Linked DNA regions of Homo sapiens: region 2 is linked to region 1. A link is a loop called in an ENCODE intact Hi-C map of the cell type or tissue named here. Cell type or tissue: mammary epithelial cell. All regions are shown on one strand. Links, peaks and the distances in the headings refer to the core of each region. The heading gives the core; the rest is flanking DNA. Region 1 has its middle 31 kb from the start of SH3D19. Region 2 overlaps SH3D19 (SH3 domain containing 19).

The links. A loop is a pair of places that touch in the nucleus more often than their neighbours do. Peaks named below come from ENCODE experiments on the same cell type or tissue, not always from the same donor. Only the 100,000 strongest peaks of a DNase experiment are listed, where the experiment ranks them.
Region 2: it touches region 1 in a loop (5-fold over the local background); 17 of 110 quality-filtered maps call a loop at or near these places.

What each region holds. Positions count from the first base shown.
Region 1 is chr4:151,354,313-151,359,697 of GRCh38, forward strand. No RefSeq gene overlaps it. Among named protein-coding and RNA genes, the nearest start is that of SH3D19, 31 kb to the left of the region's middle. In mammary epithelial cell, for the core only: no CTCF peak of the experiment used is centred there; DNase peaks (open chromatin) are centred at 1,039 and 2,399.
Region 2 is chr4:151,134,623-151,140,007 of GRCh38, forward strand. It overlaps SH3D19 (SH3 domain containing 19), which reads right to left. Exons shown (of 20, transcript NM_001378122.1): 13 at 5,153-5,225; 14 at 3,110-3,240; 15 at 452-510. It overlaps SH3D19-AS1 (SH3D19 antisense RNA 1), which reads left to right. Exons shown (of 2, transcript XR_001741442.2): 2 at 4,934-5,385. Among named protein-coding and RNA genes, the nearest start is that of SH3D19-AS1, 13 kb to the left of the region's middle. In mammary epithelial cell, for the core only: no CTCF peak of the experiment used is centred there; no DNase peak of the experiment used is centred there.

The sequences.
Region 1 (5,385 bases), core at 200-5,199:
GAGGTTCAAGGATCAATAAGTCACTTTTGGTTGTGCTGACAGAGAAGCATTTGAGTTGGACTTCAAGGGTAAGAGGACCAGCAAAAGGCACGGCATCAGCAGGGTAGCAGAGGTGGGATTGTGCAAGGAATATAGGGAGGCTGAGAATGGCGCCCCATGGCTAAAGCAAATCAGGAATCAGAGGGGCAAGATAGAAGATAAAGAAGATAAAAATGTAAGAGAGGTGGTTCATGCCTGTAATCCCAATACTTTTTTTTTACTTTAAGTTCTGGGATACATGTGCTGAATGTGCAGGTTTGTTACATAGGTATACATGTGCCATGGTGCTTTGCTGCACCTATCAACCTGTCATCTAGGTTTTAAGCCCCACTTGCATTAAGTATTTGTCCTAATGCTCTCCCTCCCCTTGCCCCCATCCCCTGACAGGCCCTGGTGTGTGACGTTCCCCTCCCTGTGTCCATGTGTTCTTACTGTTCAGCTCCCACTTATGAGTGAGAACATGGTGTTTGGTTTTCTGTGCCAGTGTTAGTTTGCTGAGGATGATGGTTTTCAGCTTCATCCACGTCCCTGCGAAGGATATAAACTAATGTTTTTTCATGGCGGCATAGTATTCCATGGCGTGTATGTGCCACATTTTCTTTATCCAGTCTATCCAATCCCAATACTTTTGAGGCCAAGGCAAGAGGATTGCTTGAGCCCAGAAGTAGGAGACCAGCCTGGGCAACAGTGAGATTCTGTCTCTACAAAAATTTTTCAAAAATTAGCCAGTTATGGTGGTGCATGCCTGTAGTCCCAGCTACTGGTAAGGCTGAGGTGGGAGGATCACTTGAACCCAGGAGTTGGAGGCTGCAGTAAGCCGTGATCATGCCACTGCTTTCCAGCAGTGACAGAGCTGAGGCAGAGCAAGACCCTGTCTCAAAACAAACAAACAAACAAAAAAGATGTAACAAGAGGTTAGGTGAGCCTTGCAGGGTGTTTGTCAGGCTAGGCTGAGTGCACTAATTTCAGGAGGAGCTGGGGAGCGTGTGGTGACTTGCTGCAGGTTTGGGTAGGGCTAATTACTATAGGCACTGAGAGCTGTCAGCCCAGCACTGGATACAAAGGCGAGGTAAATCTTTTTGACAGGCTTACCTAAGGTTTTGAATTTTTTTTACTGTATAATTAAGTGTCAAATGCTGAGGTAGTTTCTGAGGTTTTTGTATAAAAACTCGTTCTTCTCAGGTTGCCCTTTCATGGCACCAGATACTGTCATTATCATTGTGTAGTGTTTGAAGACAGATCTCAGCTGAGACAGATAACCATAGACCTAGAACATGGTAGGTTCTCCCCTGCCTAGTTAGGACACCCTTGATCATGGGGTCAGTGAAGCCTCTAGAAAATGTACTATGAAAACTTTCAGTTTATCAGTACTTGGCACATATTAAACCTCAGTGACTGTTAGCCCAGGTATGGCTGTACTTACATATGGGAAAAACATTTCATGTTCTGTAGTCTTAGAACAGAATACAAGTGTATTTTTCAGGATTCCATTGGTTCTAAGTGACAGCCAAAACCACTTATGCCTTGCATTAGATTTATTGGAGAGATACTGAAGTAGCTCACAGAACTGAAAGAAAAGCCAGAAGTAGGCAGCTCTGGGTGCTTGGAGATGATAGCTGGGCCAAGGCTGCCCAGATTGTCTATTTACCATTCCCTCTGCCAGTGGGGAGCAGGACTTCTGGCAGCCCCAGATTCACGTCCTTCCTGCATCGTGACCTAAGAGGCAAGAATGAGCCTCCTCTCTATAGCTCCAGTAGACAATTCTGGATAAAGGCTTGGAACTCCTTGGTTTGATCTGTGTGCCTCCTGCCCTCACACTGAAGTGTGGTGGGTGGGGTGATGGGGACAGAGCACCATGATCAACTCAGCATGGGTTATACGCCCTCCCCTGTGGTCAGGGAGTCTGGGACTCTGCCAGAGGAGTGGGGAAGAGAGCAGGTACACAAAGACAACAACTACTATGCAAAGGCAAAAAGTCCCGTGTAGGTGCTCATTTGACTTTGGCTGGAACTCTGAGGGTTTCCTGATTCAAATTCCAAAGACTTAAATTTTTGACTGGGTTCCACTCAACAGAGTATGAATCAATGATGTCCCCATACTTCAGTGTACCTTAATTATGTCTTAATTACTTCAGAGTCACTGACACTGGCTTAAGTCCTTCAAATTGTTTAATTTAAAAGGTATTTCTTTTTACCTTCAATCTCTGTTTATCTTGAAAGACATCTTTTAATTTTCTCACTTAGACATGGAATTTTCTATGTCTAAAAGCCAAATGTATGCATTAAAAGACACTCATAGTAGCTTTTGTGAGTTGTGTCCCCTAAGGACCAGGCAGTGACTTGGTCATGACTCACCAGCTGCTGATCTGTAATAACCCTTCCAGTGTCTGAACCTGCAGTGGGAGCACTGGTGCTGGCCCTGCTGGGTCAGAGCTGAAGAGGGAAGGGAAGAGAGGGTCTCCAGCAAAACAGCCAAAGGAAAGGCTTATTCTTTTTTATTTTATGTTTCATAGAGACAGGATCTCGCTAGGTTGCCCAGGCTGGTCTCAAACTTCTGGCCTCAAGCAATCCTCCCATCTCAACTTCCCAAAGTGCTGAGATTACAGGAGTCAGCTATGGTACCCAGTCCTTAAAATGCTGGGTTTTTTTAGATGGAGTCTCACTCTGTCACCCAGGCTCGAGTGCAGTGGTGCAATCTCAGCTCACTGCAGCCTCCGCCTTCCAGGTACAAGCAATTCTCCTGTCTCAGCCTCCCAAGTAGCTGGGACTACAGGTGCACGCCACCATGCCCAACTAATTTTTGTATTTTTAGTAGAGATGGGGTTTCACCATATTGGTCAGGCTGGTCTTGAAGTCCTGACCTCAGGTGTTAAATACTCAGAGTATTAAAAATTGTCTCGGCATCCCGAAGTGCTGGGATTACAGGCATGAACCACTGTGCCCAGCCCTTAAAATGTTTTTAAGCATTTAGGACAGGATCTGGGAATATAATAAACATTTGTAGTAGGGCAGAATAGGAGAGGTGGCAATCCACAGAAACAATTTTCTTCCTTATTCAGATGTCTTGAATAAAAGCCTAGTATATTAAATATCCTGATTAAGAAGGACAAGTTAGCCAGGCACCATGGCTCATGCCTATCATCCCAGCATTTTTGGAGGCTGAGGCTGGAGAATCACTTGAGACCAGGAGTTCAAGACAAGCCAAGGCAACATGGCAAAACCCCATCTCTACAAAAAATACAAAAATTAGCATGGTGGTGTGTGCCTGTAGTCTCACCTACTCAGGGGGCTGAGGTGGGAGAATCACCTGAGTCCAGGAGGTAGAGGCTACAGTGAGCCATGATTGCACCACCACACTTCAGCCTGGGCAGGGCAAGACTCTGTCTCAGAAAACAAAAAGACAGGTTGCATCAAATCTAAGGGTCCATTCAATTTTTAATACTCTAATTACATTATACTTGATATTTCTTGAAATAAAATGACTTTCAGTTGGAAATGCTTTTGTTCTAGTGAATTTTTATACAGTTGTACTTTATAGTGGATTATGCCTATGTATATATAGTCAGTCAAGACCTGAATTCAAATAATTTACCCCAAATGACTCTATACCACTTGTTCTCAACCAGGAATGATTTCTCCACCACTGAATACATTTATCAACGTCTGGACACATTTTTGCTTGTCATGACAGGACAGCCCTTTACACTCTTACAACAAAGCCCCAAATGTTAAGAATGCTGAGGTTGAGAAGGACTGTGAAGGACTATTCTCTCTCTCTCTCTCTCTCTCTCTCTCTCTCTCTCTATATATATATATATATATATATGCAAAAGTACAGTCATGAAAGAAACAGACTGAAAGTGATCTACAGTAAAAACAGGACTTTTCCAAGGAAAATGTGAATGAGTGGTAAGGGAGGTACTGAGGTGAATGGCATGTCAGAAGAGTCTGTCTGTGGAGACTAGAGATGATCAAGATGTCAGGTTTCTAAACAAGTCAGCCAACTTTCCAATCCATCTGCCAAGAGCTCAGCCCAATTCTGCCTCAGCTGAGTGACCCATCTGTAAGCCTTGGCTACTGGAGACAAAAGTGCTGCTATCTCTTCATAGAACTGGGCATAACTGCAGAGTAATGCACACTAGCATTCTTGTTAGCAGTTGGCAAGTTCACAATTAGCGCAATTGTTTCTGAAAGCGTGCGAGTGCACTATTGCTTCATGTTATTAATGTCTGCAGTGTGCTAGGAATAAAAGGATGGCTGGGGGGAGGGGATACATACATTTTAATTATTCAAATACATGCAGAATTCAACAGCCTTAAAGACTATTTCTGAGGCTCCTTCCTGCATCGACACAACGTGTTAGATTCTACCAAGAACTCAAAATAATTCCCTTGCTTTGAGTTGGGATTTAAAAGATACCCATTAATTCTCTTGGGGTACCAGGTGAACATTTGGTCATTCCTGTTGTGGGGGGAAAAAAGAAAAAAAATCAGAAATAACACAGCATGGACTGGTAAATGTCCCTCGGTCCACCTCACCATCTCCTTATTTATGTGGCAGCAGCTCAGAGGCAGCCTTTCAACATAAGTCCCATATTTTATTCAGTTCTGTTCATCAACTGCTGTTCTTGTTGCTTTTCCATCTAATTGTGTTTTTAGCTAAAAAAAAATTTGGGGTTCTATGATGTCAGTATCAAAAGACACTTGCTCTTTGACAAGTTAAGTTATTTTATCTCCAAAGAAAGATATGGAACAATGTCAGACCACTAAGATGCTATTTTATGTTGGGCTTAGAGGTCATGGAGTGATTCAAAGTAAAATGTTACTCAGTCTTATATATTATATAATATATGTTATATATATTATATATTAATCAACAAATATTTAATGAGTGATCACTGCTACTTAGGACCACCAGTGTTAGGTGCAATGAGACATGTAAATATATGTTATTGATCTATAAATATAAAAGCAAATATAAATATAGAAAGAAAACATATCAAATGTTTTTACTGAGTCAGAGACAGTATTTGTGGTGAAGGAGTGTTTTGGTAGGGGGTAAATCAAAAGACTATTCTATGGCAGCTGGTTAATAGAGTTTCAGGCTTCAAGGATATCATAATCTAGTTAGGAAGACAAATTACATTGATAGTAGAGAATTAATGAGTGTTAAATAGTTTGGTCTTCATTATCAGTGTAATGTTAGTTTATAAAAGGAAAAACCAGATTGGCTTGAATAAATGGTTTACTCGGTAAAGTAGTCAGAAATAAGATGGGATGAATAATTCATATCATGGAGCTAGTCAAGCTAGAAAGTCTGAAATTGATCACACACAGACACACACACA
Region 2 (5,385 bases), core at 152-5,151, 220 kb before region 1:
CATGCTGAGACCAGGCTGCAGGAAGCACTGGCATAGACTGTCTTTGCTGCTTTCTTTATGTCCTGCACTGATGTTGGAGAGTTGCTTAGGTAAGCTTCTATCAGCAGGTTCATGATGTATTTTCATCAGAATTTTAACCCATTGTCACCTTTTAAACAAGTTTTCTTTGTAATTAAAAAGACACGATGAGAATCTGAATTATCACCATATGAAGTGTTTTCTTTTAAAATAAAGAATAAATAAATAATAGAGATGGGTTCTTGCTATGTGGCCCAGGTTAGTCTTGAACTCCTGGCATCAAGCAATCCTCCCACCTCAGCCTCCCAAAGTACTGGGATACAGGTCTGAGCCACCATGCCTGGCCTTGGAGTGTTTTAAGCTTGATAATTCTTCATGATATAGATGGTTATCTCCTTTGTATTTTGTGTAAAAGAACACAAATAAAACTTACTTAACACAATGAGATGAAACACATTCTCTTTTCCCATTTCCTCCTTCTGGGATATCAATCTAGCAAAGATAAAATCAAGGCAACAATTATATTTTTTTCAGATTTTCATAAGATAAATTTAAGGTTAAGTAATTAGAAAGTACATGACTGAAATCGATCGGTTTAGCTAGGTGTTAATCTGATTAAGAGGAACTACAGGTGCTAAATGGTAAAACAAATCCTGAATTTGGATTAAAAAAAAAGTGTAACTTGTGAAGTAGCCTTCCTTGAGTAGCCAATCAATTCTCTTATTTACTGGAATAACCACATTAATATCACTCTAATTCTGACTGAATTTTCTCTATCTCATTTTTTTTTTTTTTTTTTTTTTTTGAGACAGGATCTTACTCTGTCACCCAGGCTGGAGTGCAGCGGCACAATCAGAACTCACTGCAGCCTTGACCTCCCAGCCTCAAGTGATCCTCTTGCTTTAGCCCCACAAGTAGCTGGGACTACCGGTGTGCACCACCACACCCGGCAAATTTTTGTATTTTTAGTAGAGACAGGGTTTCACCATTGTTGCCTGGGCTGGTCTTGAACTCTTGGACTCAAGCAATCTGCCTGCCTTAGCCTCCCAAAGTGCTGGTATTATAGGTGTGAGCTGCCGCACCCTGCCAGCTCTATACCATATTTTCCAGGTTGAAAACTGCAGCTGAGAAGGACTTAACATAGAAATCAGGCATTAGCCCTGCCACACCTACTCCAAGTGTTGGTAGAATCCTGCAATGCTTCTCTGACCCCAAGATAAAACATTTCAATAAAACTTTGGATTCTCGGGCTGAGCACAGTGGCTCACGCCTGTAATTCCAGCACTCTGGGAGGATCAGGAGTTCGAGACTAGTCCGGCCCGGGTGACAACAGCGAGACTGTCTCAAAAACAAAACAAAACAAAACAAAACAAAACAAAACAAAACAAAACAAAAACAACTTGTGGATTCTCTTCACATTTATAACTGAAATATTTTCCCCCTTCAACATGAATAGGGAAGAAAGGAATCTGTATTTAGCAAACTAAGTGGCAACACTTTGTTTTATTTTATTTATTTATTTTTTGAGACAGGGTCTCACTCTGTTGCCCAGGCTGGAGTGCAGTGGCGTGATCATGGCTCACTGCAGCCTTGCCCTCCCATGCTCACACCATCCTCCCACTTCAGCCTCCCAAGTAGCTGGGACTACACACGCGTAACACCATGCCAAGTTAATTTTTCAATTTTTTGTGGGGACAGGGTCTCACTATGTTGCCCAGGCTGGTCTTGAACTCCTGAGCTCAAGTGATCCTACCTACTGCCTCAGCCTCCCAAAGTGTTGGGATTACAGGCATGAGCCACTGTGCCCAGCCAAGCACTTAATATAATATCTCATTTACAAGGCTCAGTAGAGGAGGGCTGGGTTGCAATAAAATATTTGGCTATAATGCATGCAATTTAAAACTACTTAAAGCTCGAGGTTTATATTAAATCAGTGCCTTCTTGAATTTTAAAGTTTTGAAGTTTTAAAACAATTTTTTAAACTTGTGGGCTTAGAAATAACACTTATACCAATAATGTGGCAGATTCTGTGTGATTGATTTCAGTGTGGTAATTGTGCTTTTTAAAGTACTGCTACATTGGGCAGAAGAAAAATGAGGAAGAGTGCTAAAACAAACATTATTCTTAATATTAATTTACAGAATGTGGTTGAATTTCTCCAAAGAATCAAGGCATAGATACACTGGACAATGTTTAATGCCTACCCTTCATAATCCAAGAGACTCAAATTCATTTCTATTTGAAGAATTCAGATTTTCTGTTAGTCTTGTTTTCTAATATTCTGATGTAATGGAATTTATTTACTTTTTCCTTCCAAATAAGCTGTTAATGCTGTTAAGCTAAATTTATTGATATTTCACAGTATCAGTAAGTTATATCAGGGACCGAGTCATCCTATTCCAATTGATACAAATGTGTGAGGGCAGTCTGATTTTATCCCCATGTTTCACACAGCCATCTGGGCTTACACACAGCTCTCACACATAGGAATGCTTTCACAAGTTAGGCCGTGAGGGTATAAAAATTCTGGTGCTTTAATATAATTTTCCTAATCAGATTAGAAATTATTTTGTGGGTACAACCATTAATGAACCACTATCTCCAATATAAATACTTCTGTATTCCCAAATAAATTTTTTTTTAAAGATGGAGATAAATAAGAATGGAAAAGATGAAAGAAACTCAAACCAAAATGTACTCCAAAGAAAAGAAGTGGTACCATAACCTCAGAGAACATCTCTACAGGATAAGCTAGTATCACTGAATTCATGTTCACTAAATGTCTCAAAGAATTACCATATATCCTTAAGTGCTTAACAACTCTCCAAGAACAGCTGATTCACCAGTTGACCTGTGGTGGTCTTTCACTTTAGGATTTCAGACAGCATTTAGGCATTAAGTTCTAACACTCCATAATATAATAATTAACCATCACCTAGTTGACCAAATCTTTATTTTTGAATTTTCCAAATGCCAAATGAATCAATGAAAGAGAACTAGAATCTGGGTTTCTAGTTATTTTTTCCAACCTACAAGTCACATAGAACCCACTGAGTATATGACCAAATTAAAACAAACACAACCCACTTACAATCACTTTGACATAGTTGGCAGGAAATATGCCAATCTGGTTTCTACAGTTCCCTCTGTACCAATCTGTATCTATCTTCTCCAGAAGATAAACAATTTCTCCAGAAGTGAGGTTCAAATCATCAACTTGCTCTGTAATATAAAATTATAGTTATGTATGATGAATCATCCTGGTTGCAGATTTGATAAAAGCACAAAGTAGCATTTAGTTGTGTCCACTGAGGCAGTTATGTTCCACTGATTCTGAGAACAGATTATACTAATCAAATTGACTTAAAAAATGCTATTCTTTTTTTGGACATTGTTATGAGCTCCCTTTTTAAAGACCAAATTAGACACATTTACCATGCTTTGATTGATGGGAAATGGTTGAAAAAAACACTATTGTGTTAGCAAATGTTTCCTACTGTGCCAATATAAAGCCGTGCTGAATACACACTGAACAATGAAAAAAGTTTATAGACATGGTATAATATTATTATTCTCAATTATGCTTAAAAATCATTTTAATTTCAAATATTAACTAAGGGAGTACTACAACTCTTTAGCAAATAAGTTTACCCATACCAAAACAAAAATCAGCCTATCAAGTGGATAAAAAGAGATTGTAAGTAAATCAGGAGTTTATTTGTAGCCTTGGATATGAAGGGCATTTTAAAAATTATTACAAAAGTACTTATATTGTGCGTGGGCATGGGTGGCTCATGCCTGTTATCTCAGCACTTTAAGAAGCTAAGGTGGGAGGATCACTTGAGGCCAGGAGTTCAAGACCAGCCTGGGCAACATAGCGAGACCATGTCCCTAGGAAAAAAAAAAATTAGCCAGGTGTAGTGGCACCCCTGTAGTCCTAGCTACTGGGGAAGCTGAGGGAGGAGGATCACTTGAGTCCAGGAGTTCAAGGTTATAGTGATTGCACCACTGCACTCAAGCCTAGGCGACAGAGCAAGATCTTGTCTCACACACACACACACACACACACACACACACACACACACACACACACAAATTACTTTGATCTCATAGGTAAGTAAGCAGCTGAGACAACTTTGAAGACAAAAGAACTTCAGTTATTAAGTTAGGATTAACTTTATTACAATTTTTTTGTTGTTGTTGTTTTTTGAGACGGGGTTTTGCTCTTGTTGCCCAGGGTGCAACGGCACAATCTTAGCTCATTGCAACCTCTGCCTCCCAGGTTCAAGTGATTCTCCTGACTCAGCCTCCCAAGTAGCTGGGATTACAGGCATGCGTCACCATGCCCGGCTACTTTTTTGTATTTATAGAGACGGGGTTTCAACATGTTGGTCAGACTGGTCTGGACTCCTGACCTCAGGTGATCCATCCGCCTCGGCCTCACAAAGTGCTGGGATTACAGGTGTAAGCCACTGTGCCCAGCCATATTACAATTGTTAATTAGTACCCACTATTTTTTTTTTTCTTTTTTGAGACGGAGTCTCGCTCTGTCCCTCGGGCCGGAGTGCAGTGGCGCGATCTCAGCTCACTGCAACCTCAGCCTCGCGGGTTCACGCCATTCTCCTGCCTCAGCCTCCCGAATAGCTGGACTACAGGCGCCCGCCACTACGCCCGGCTAATTTTTTGTATTTTTAGTAGAGACGGGGTTTCACCATGTTAGCCAGGATGGTCTCAATCTCCTGACCTCGTGATCCGCCTGCCTCGGCCTCCCAAAGTGCTGGGATTACAGGCGTGAGCCACTGCGCCCGGCCTAGTACCCACTATTTTGAAAGAGTTAAAAAGTTTGTGACTGGTAGGCAATTTGCAATGTTCATTTGTAAGGGAAAGTCTCTCTCTCTCTCTTTCTCTTTCTCAGGGAGCTTCAAAGGCAAGGGTATACAACTAAGCTTTCTGGAATGGCTGGTACAATCAACCCTTCTTGAAGTGGAGTCCTGGATAAGATGACCTCTCCAGTCTCGGACTCTATAGGCACAGAAAAATGAAGAAGGATGTCCTTGAGAGGCTAACCCCCGGCAGGGAAAAAGACTTACTCCTGGATCCTGTGGTTCTCCCACTGCATTATTTACATCCTTACCTGCTGGGAAATCATGAAGAACGACAGCATGAGGAGCACCACTGTCAACAGGCTTCTGAGCGTGGCTTGGATCCTTAGGGGGAGAAAAGGGCTGTGAATGAAGTGTGCAGGATAGATGGTGGATTTATTATTCACTCTGAGACCAATTTTTTTTTTCTCATTAGAGTCCTCTTGACACAATTACATTATGAGTACATGATGCAAACCACACAGTTGAGCCAAACAAGGGAATT